Linked DNA regions of Homo sapiens: region 1 is linked to region 2. A link is a loop called in an ENCODE intact Hi-C map of the cell type or tissue named here. Cell type or tissue: mammary epithelial cell. All regions are shown on one strand. Each heading gives the region's core, and the rest is flanking DNA. Links, peaks and the distances in the headings are about the cores only. Region 1 holds the start of UNC13A (unc-13 homolog A). Region 2 overlaps NXNL1 (nucleoredoxin like 1).

Region 1 (4,382 bases), core at 66-4,065, 230 kb after region 2:
GGGACCTTAACAGATATGTATGGGTACATGTCTGAGTGTTAGGACATGAGTGAATCTTTTTTTTTGAGACAGAGTCTCACTGTGTTGCCCAGGCTGGAGTACAGTGGCAGGATCTCAGCTCACTGCAACCTCCACCTCCCCTATTCAAGTGATTCTCCTTCCTCAGCCTCCCGAGTAGCTGAGACTACAGGTGCGCGCCACCACACCTGGCTAATTTTTTTTATTTTTTAGCAGTGACAAAGTTTCACCATGTTGGCCAGGCTGGTCTTGAACTCCTGACCTCAAGTGATCTGCCCACCTTGGCCTCCCAAAGTCAAAGTGATGAGATTACAGGCCTGAGCCACCGCGCTCGGCTGGACATGGGTGGATCTTTATGTGACATGTATATTGTGAGCATTCATCAGACACGTGGATACATCTATATGCGTGCTGGCAGACACACACACTCACACGTGTGTTGCTGGGACTATATCTGTAGCGGCAGACTGTGTCCTATATACACGTGTATGCTTGTGTTCACACAGGCATTTGAGTACACACGTGTGCCTACGGAATGTGCCTTCCCAGGCACATGGTCTGCGTAGAGCCTTCATACATCCTAAGCATTTGTGTCCACACAGGAACAAGTCTGGGTATGAATGTGTGTAGGGATTGGCAAACGCCTGTGGGTCCCCGGTGGAGGGGAGGGGGGACAGGTATTTCCTCAGCTGAGCTCAGGCAACACGGCAACCCATCTCAGCCTAGCTTCACTCCTGCCAAGCCCACCCCAACATCTCTCGTGCTCAGCCATCCCAGCCCCTCCCCTCTCTGGGCACCATCCCACCTCTCCCTGGGAGACTGGCCTCACCCAGCACTTCTCCCTCTCCCCACCCCTCCCTGCCTCCTACTCCTCCTCACTCCAACCTCACACCTCCCTTTACACCTGAGGGCCTTACCTCCCACCCCTGTCAACCTCTTCCCCAGCCTTGCCCCTCCCAGCGATTCCTCTCCACTCAGCCGGGCCCCTCCCTGTAAAGTCCACAGAATCCAGCACAGTCCTCCCCCAACGTCTCTGTTTCTGGAAGCCTCATCCCTCTTGCCTCCTGCTGCCCCCCCTTAATGCCACCCCCGCAGCCGAGCCTCCTGTTTGCGTCAGAGTTAAGGGTGAGATCCCCGCCCCCCCCCCCCCCCCCCCACTCCACTAGGCAAACCTTCCAGAGAAGCCCAACTTGGAGGATGTGAGGCGGGGTGGGGCGGGATGCTGGGGGGAGAAGAGAGAGGATAGAGGAGTCAGCCAAGAACACCCACGTCGGAACCTCCTCCAGTGCCACCTTTAAGAGCCCGGCTACTTAGAGCAGGGGGAGAGGTCAGTAGGGGGTCTGGACATTCAAGTTCTCCTCCCATTCCGTCCTCAGGCCTAGGCGGTGGGGGTCGCCTAGGGGTCTCCTTCACTTCCCTACTCCCCTAACTCCATAGGCCTGGAGGCTAGGGGATGGAGGAGTTGACCTTTGACTCTAGGGACCCTTCTTCCACCACCCCCAGCCCCGTCCAGCAGAAACGAGCTTAGAGAAAGTAGGCCCCTGTCCCTTTAAGAACACCCGCGTCCACGCCGGCCCAGCCCGGCCGGATTTGCACTCGGAAGCTGCCGCGGCGGGGAGCGGGCGGGCGGGGCAGGGTTTGTGAATGAATCGGCCGAGGGGGAGGGGAGGGAGGAGGAGGGGCGGCGGGGGCGGTTCCCGGCTCCCCGGCCTGCCCACCCTGTGTCCAGGCAGCAGGAGTTCAGCACACGCACGCTTCCTGTCGCCCGAGGTCTCCCGAAGCCTGCAGTCTCAGGCTTGGCAGACACACCCCTTCCCCCACCCCAGCCTTCTTGAAATGGGTGGGAGTGACGGGGGGACCCCAGTCCTTAAGAACCAGGGGTTCAGAGCTCTGTAGGCGTGGAACGGCGGTCCACATCCACCCCTGCCGCCCAAGGTCTCCCAGAGTTTGATTTCTCAAACGGGAGTGCCCAGAACGCCTGGGTTCGGTTGGGCTGGCTTCCCCACGACCCCAGAGCCATAAAGGTGTGGGGTGGGGGGTCATGCCCCTCCCACGTCTCCCTCCCTCCTCCAACCCCAACGCAGAGCGTGGGCCTGGGCGTGGGCCTCTGTGCAGATGGCGTTCTGGCCCCAAAATAGCTCCCCCCCCACCTCACGTCTCCCTCCCTCCCTCTCTCCAGTGCAAAGTGGGTGAGGTGAGGATGGGCCAGGAGGGGGACCAGGAGACATTGCTCTTCCAAGAAGTAGGCTCCCTGCCGAGAAGGCCCTGAAACGTGTTTGGGAGAACCGGAGGGGGCAGGGAGCGGGAAGACCTTCTGGACATTCCTCCAACCCCCTCACTCGGGAGGCCAAAGAGTTAACTGGAAAAGCGCCCCCAGACCTCCAGTCACAGCCCTCTCTGGACGCTGGGAGGGGTCTCCTGTCTCCACACTCCCCCCACTCCAGTCCTCTTTACACCTAGGGCTGGGAGAGTCCTAGAACTCGTGGATGCCCTGATGGCCAAGCCCCTCTACCTATATCTTACATCCCCACGGCTTGGAGAACCCTCCCACCGCACTCTCCTTCGAATTTCCAGCCGGGTCCGCGTCCATGAGGACCCGTAACCCAGCCCACAACACCAGACCCCTTCCAAGCACCCCTGCAGGCTTCAATCAAACTACCGAGCCCAGACTCTTCCTCACTGACCCTCTAAAAACCTGGTCTACACAGACGCCCCAGTCTAGATCGTTTCCGGGTAGAACCCCGGATACCCGTCCACGTCCACACGGGCCTCCGCGTTCAGCCGCGTCCACACGACCCCTCCAGCAGCGGCCACCAGGACCCCCGAGAGCCCTGCCGCGTCTACACGGATCACCCCCTCCGGGGCCCAGCTGCGTCGACAAGGGCTACCCCTCTCAAAAGTCCAGCCACCTGGACTCGGGTCACCCCCCAGGAACCCCCTGGGAGCCGCATCCACGCGGACCCCGACCCCAGCCCGCGTCCACACGGGTCCCCCGACCCCCAGCCTCGCCTCCTACCTCCAACGCAAAGCAGAGACATGTCTCCGAGCTCGCAGGTGGGCCGGAGGCGGCCGGGCCGGCTCTGTCGGGTCGGGCTCAGCGGCCGCTGGGCTGGGGCATCTCCCGGCTGCAGCCCGCGCTTGGCTCACGCCGGGGCCCGGCCGCCACCGGCCATCTTGGTTCAGCACCGGGGGCGCGGACAGCGCCTGACGTGGCGCTGATGCGGGGCGGGCAGGCGGAGCCCAGGGACGCCTGATGGGGCGGGGGCGCTGCGGGCTGGGGGGGCGTTAAAGGGCCTGGCTCCGGGAAGGGGCGCCTCGCCCCACACCTCCTCGTTGCAGGGGGACAAGGGGCGACGGCGGCCCCCAAGCAGGTTTCCTCCTGTGCAGACCCTCACCTGCACTGAAATGGTGCACGTGCCCCCGCCACCCATGCATGGACATTCCTGCCCTGGTAACCTGGGCAAACGCCTCCCTGCAATACTCAAGCAAGTACAGGCAAATGCAAGCTCTTGTGTGTACGCCCGGCACCAGCACCGGGCAGATGGTCCTGTTCTCTGAGTATCTCTCTTCCTCTGTCTCTACGTCTCTGTCTCTCTAACTCTACTGCCTGGTCTCTTTCTCTCCCTGGGTCTCTGTTCCTCTGACTCTGTCCACTGCTCTCTCAGTCATGTGTCTCTTAGCCTCTCTCTGTAAAGTCTTTTTGCAGCTCTACTGCATCCTGTCTAGGTCTCTCTCTATGTCTCTAAGCCATCCAGCCCATGGGTCCTTGCCCACACTCTGAACTCCTTTTCATCCATCAATGTCTTGTCTGAATATCCTCTCCTCCAGGAAGGCTTCCCTGACTGCCCCAAGCTGAGCCTTTGTTTCTCCTCTCTGGACTCCCCCAGCCCCTATCCCTTCCTCTGATTGGGCCCTGACCCGAACGAAACTCTGCCACTCCTCCCCACTTTTCTTTTTTTTAGATGGAGTCTCCCTCTGCAGCCCAGGCTGGAATGCAGTGACGCAATCTTGGCTCACTGCAACCTCTGCCTCCTGGGATCAAGAGATTCTCCTGCCTCAGCCTCCCCGAGTAGCTGGGACTACAGGCGCATGCCACCATGCCCAGCTTTTTTTTTTTATTTTATTTTTTTTATTTTTAGTAGAGACGAGGTTTCACCATGTTGGCCAGCCTGGTCTTGAACACTTGACCTCAGGGGATCCGCCCATCTCGGCCTCCCAAAGTGCTGGGATTCAGACCTGAGCCACTGCGCCTGGCCCCCTCCCCACATATCAAACTGGGCAGCTCCATGTGGGCCCCTTGCCCTGCAACCTGCTCGCTGTATCACTGGCACCTAAACTAGCATGAAAGGCTGAGCCCCACAGGG
Region 2 (4,382 bases), core at 299-4,298:
GCCTACCACCACACTCAGCTAATTTTTGTATTTTTAGTAGAAACAGGGTTTCACCATGTTGGCCAGGCTGGTCTCAAACTCCTGCCTCAAGTGATCCTCCCACCTCGGCCTCCCAGAGTGTTGGAATTACAGGTGTGAGCCACCATACCCAGCCAGTTTTTAAAATTTTTTTGTAGAGATGGGGTCTTGCTATGTTGGTCTTGTCTCAAACTTCTTATGCCCAAGTGATCCTCTCACCTCAGCCTCCTGAAGTGCTGGGGGATTACAGAGTGAGCCACCACACCCAGCCTCCTCCTCCCTGATAATAGTCATTCTGATGCTTATAAAGTAATATCTCATTGTGGTTTTTATTTGCATTTCCCTAATAACTAATGATGTTAAGCATCTTTTCATGGGCTTTTTGGCTGTTCATATATCTTCTTTGGAGAAATGTCTATTCAAATCCTTTCTCTATTTTAAATTAATTAATTAATTTTTTTGTAGCGATGGGGTCTTACTATGTTGTCCAGGCTCATCTGGAACTCTTAAGCTCAACTGATCCACCCACTGGGCCTCCCAAAGTGCTGGGATTACAGGCATGAGCCACTGCGCCTGGACTGGAATCAAGTTTTTTTTTCAGGTTTGAAAATTTTGGGGCCCCTTGAAAAGAGTTTGTGGGCCCTGTGCCCTCAGCCTCGTAGGTAAAATGGCCCCAAGGAAGAGTATGGGGTGAGGGTGACCCTTCACTTCCAGGTGGCCTCCTTCTTTGCTGTGTGACTTTGGGCACATCCCTTAACCTCTCTGGGCCTCTTCATATGTAGCAAGAACCTGTTCCTTCTTTCAATTGATTGATCGATTGATTGATTCATTCACTCATTCATCAGGCCTCAGCCCAACACTCATTCTTTCATCATCATCAGTGTTAGGGTGAATTTTCCATGTTTTCCAGGTAAGGAAAAGTCTCACGTTGAGGGCTCAGCAATTCATTTGGATCAGGGCTACAGTTTGCTCTGGGTGGTGGGAATACAGAGATACAAGATATTTTCATGTATTCATTCGACGAACATCAGTGGAGAGCCCATCTACGTGCTGGGCTCTGAGGACCCAGGGGTGACCAAGACAGGCCCAGCTCTCCCTTCTGGTGCTCACAGCCTGGTGGGGGAGGTGGAAACATACATGAAACCCCACAATAAGGGGACACTTACCTAAATGGCCAACATTCATTGCAGTGCTGGCTTAGGTTTTGCCATTATTTGTTGGGGTTGGGGGAACACAGATACCAAGGTCTGGTCCTGCTGTTTGTATGTGGGGTGATTCTCTAGTTTGGGGGTGTCTGGCTTCAACTTGGAAAGTTAACCCTGCAAGCAGGCCCCACACTGCTCTTGGTAGATGGTGAGCTCATCTACCTTGGCCTTTTGCTAAGCTGCCCTTCTCATTCCAGCTCAGACAGGTGGGGAGTGGGGAGGTGGGGATGGGGGGTGAGGCTTGGAGAGTTCCACCATACAGTCCAAGGCACACAGCCTGACAGGGACAGAGAGTGGACTCCCTCAACCTCACTGCCCAGATACGGATGGCTGGTCACTGCATGTTGGCTGGAATAATAGTAACAATGTTGACAGGTTACATCGCCTGTGATTTGTTGGAAAAGGGCAACCTGGTATGATTTACAGATAATTTAAGTGATTTTTATTTTTTTGAGACAGAGTCTCCCTGTGTCGCCCAGGCTGGAGTGCAGGGGTGCAATCTTGGCAGACTGCAACCTCCGCCTCCCAGGTTCAAGTGATTCTCATGCCTCAGCCTCCTGAGTAGCTGGGACTACAGGTGCGTGCCACCACGCCAGCTAATTTATATATATATATATATATATATATATTTTTTTTTTTTTTTTAGTAGAGACGGGGTTTTGTGACAGTGGCCAGGCTGGTCTTGAACTCCTGACCTCAGGTGATCCACTTGCCTCGGCCTCCCAAAGTGTTGGGATTACAGGAGTGAGCCACCACGCCCAGACTCAATGCACCCATTTCACAGATGCGCCACAGCAGTCCAGAGAGGGCTGCTGGAACATGAAGCATCAGGCAGCACCAGGGTCCTGAGCTGGGTCAATTTTCCAACCTGGAGGTTGGAAGTCGAGGTGAGCATGAAATCAGGTGGTCATCCAGTATTCAGGACCCTCTGGCCTCCCAGGCCCCCAGCCTCCTTCTTCCTGTCAGCCAGATTCCCGTGCACCGCAGTCACGCTTGCTAGTTTCCATGGACACGCGTGGACTCCTAGGAAACCTTTTCCGGAGACTGGGCACGAGAGGAGTGATTTGCATCTCATTTGAATGCTAGGCCCTGCCCCGAAAGTGTGCCATCTCGTCCTGCCGCGAGGGGGCGCCAGAGGCCAACCAAGCAGTTCGTGAGCCGAGTGAGCACCTGCTCCTCCTTCTTCACTGACCTGCCTGGGAGAACCTGGCTTTAATTCTAATTTTTCAGAGGAAGGGATTAGTGTTTAGAGAAGGGAGTTGATCTCACGGTCACAAAGCCAGGAGATGGTTCTAGATCGGAGTTTTTGATTTCTGTATTCTGCCGTGTTCCCTGGTAATGCCCCAGTCCACGAGCAACAGAGGGAGACCTGGGAGACTCTTGGCTCCTGCTGGCAGCCCGGGACCCCCAGCCCACGTGGTATCAAATATTGAAATGCATCCGTGTAACATATAAATCTGTTGTTAAAGGATTGTTGTGATTTTGCGCATGAAATATGTGGGCAACTCGGCCGGACGCGATGGCTCACGCCTGTAATCCCAGCACTTTGGGAGGCCGAGGCAGGCAGATCACCTGAGATCGGGAGTTCGAGACCAGCCTGACCAACATGAAGAAACTCCGTCTCTACTAAAAATACAAAAATTAGTCAGGTGTGGTGGTATGCCTGTAATCCCAGCTACTTGGGAGGCTGAGGCAGGAGAATCGCTTCAACCCGGGAGGCAGAGGTTGCGGTGAGCCGAGATCGTGCCATTGCACTCCAGCCTGGGCAACAAGAGCCAAACTCCGTCTCAAAAAAAAAAAAAGGGGGGGGGCAACTCATTTAATGTAGGATGGGCTTGGCGTTTTCAGCACGTTTGTTCTATTTTAGTTTAGATTTTCTCATTTTTGGAGCCATTAATTACTCCCCCTCAGCCAGGTCTCAGAAATATTTATAGAGATCCTTGAAAAGCTCTCCCTACTTTATCTCCTGGCCAGGGAGGCTCAGATGCGCACCTGGAAGACCAGAACAGATCCCTGGGTGTGAGGGGATGTCTCAGAAGAGAGAATCCCCTGCCACTCGCTCCATCCTAGCTCCCACCCTTCCCTGCATGGGGATCAGAACAGACTCCCCAGGTCCTGTCCTGCTTCTCCCTGTGGATCTTATTACACTCCCTCTGCCCTGACCCCTCCTGGGGATGGGCTCAAAACAGACATCACCCCTACCCATCCCCACTTCGCCTCCACCCCTCTTCATCATGGGAGCTCAGAACAGCCCCCCAGCCCCTCCTGCCCCCAGAGGAGTGCTCAGAACCCAGACAGTCCCCTACCTCGTGCTCCCACAGTGAGCTCCGTCCCGCCCTACTCCTGCGCAGATCTCTGACAATCCCCTCCCCTCCCCTCTCCTCGGCTTCCAAGAGGCTCATTACAGATTCCCCTCCCGCGGCCTGCCCACCTGGGGCAGAGGAGGACTCAGAACAGCCTTCCGACTTCCATCCAGCCCTCTCTCTCCGCAGTGGGGGGCAGGCTTTTCATAGACCGGTCACCCCTCCACCAGTCTTCCCCAACTATGGAGTCAGAACAGCCCCCCTCGGCCCCACCCTCCGCCTTGGCAACCCCCCCCCAACCCTCCGCCGGGGCACCCCCACCCCACATCCCTCCCCCACTCCCTCCCAGCTCTCCACCTCCGGAGTGGAGGGGTTCATCACCAAACCCCAACTCCTCCACCCTAGGGGGTCATAACATCCGCCCTTGGCCCTGCCCTCCGCCCTGGCACCCCCACCCCCCCACCCCCATCCCGCTCTCTTACGGGGGCGGGGCGGGGAAGGAGGGTTTCCTTTTGTGTTTTTGGGGACAGGGTCTCCCTCTGTCGCTCAGGTTGGAGTGCAGTGTGCAAGTGGTGCGATCACGGTTCGCTGCAGCCTTGACCTCCCGGACTCAATCCATTCTCCCACCTCAGCCTTCAGGGTAGCTAAGCCACAGGTGCGCGCCACCACACCGGGCTAACTTTTAATTTTCGTAGAGTCAGGGTCTCACTCTCTTGCCCAGGTTGATCTCGAACCTCTGGGCTCAAGCGATCCTCCCGCCTTGGCCTCCCCAAGTGCTGGGATTACAGGCGTGCGGGGGTGGGGTGGGGGTGGAGGTTCATCAACAAACCCCACTCCTCTCCTCCACCCTAGCGGG

Evidence for each region. Hi-C counts contacts between places; a loop is a spot of excess contacts. Peaks named below come from ENCODE experiments on the same cell type or tissue, not always from the same donor. Only the 100,000 strongest peaks of a DNase experiment are listed, where the experiment ranks them.
Region 1: it touches region 2 in a loop (4-fold over the local background); 3 of 110 quality-filtered maps call a loop at or near these places.

Annotation. Positions count from the first base shown.
Region 1 is chr19:17,685,144-17,689,525 of GRCh38, forward strand. UNC13A (unc-13 homolog A) reads right to left here and starts at 3,211. Exons shown (of 44, transcript NM_001080421.3): 1 at 3,035-3,211. The coding sequence starts at 3,056. RefSeq lists enhancers at 1,391-2,352, 2,353-3,313 and a silencer at 2,547-2,729. In mammary epithelial cell, for the core only: no CTCF peak of the experiment used is centred there; no DNase peak of the experiment used is centred there; H3K4me3 peaks cover 252 bases; H3K27me3 peaks cover 1,249 bases.
Region 2 is chr19:17,451,265-17,455,646 of GRCh38, forward strand. It overlaps NXNL1 (nucleoredoxin like 1), which reads right to left. Exons shown (of 2, transcript NM_138454.2): 2 at 4,161-4,382. Among named protein-coding and RNA genes, the nearest start is that of TMEM221, 4.8 kb to the left of the region's middle. In mammary epithelial cell, for the core only: a CTCF peak has its summit at 2,339 (motif pointing right); a DNase peak (open chromatin) is centred at 2,347; H3K27ac peaks cover 175 bases; H3K27me3 peaks cover 109 bases.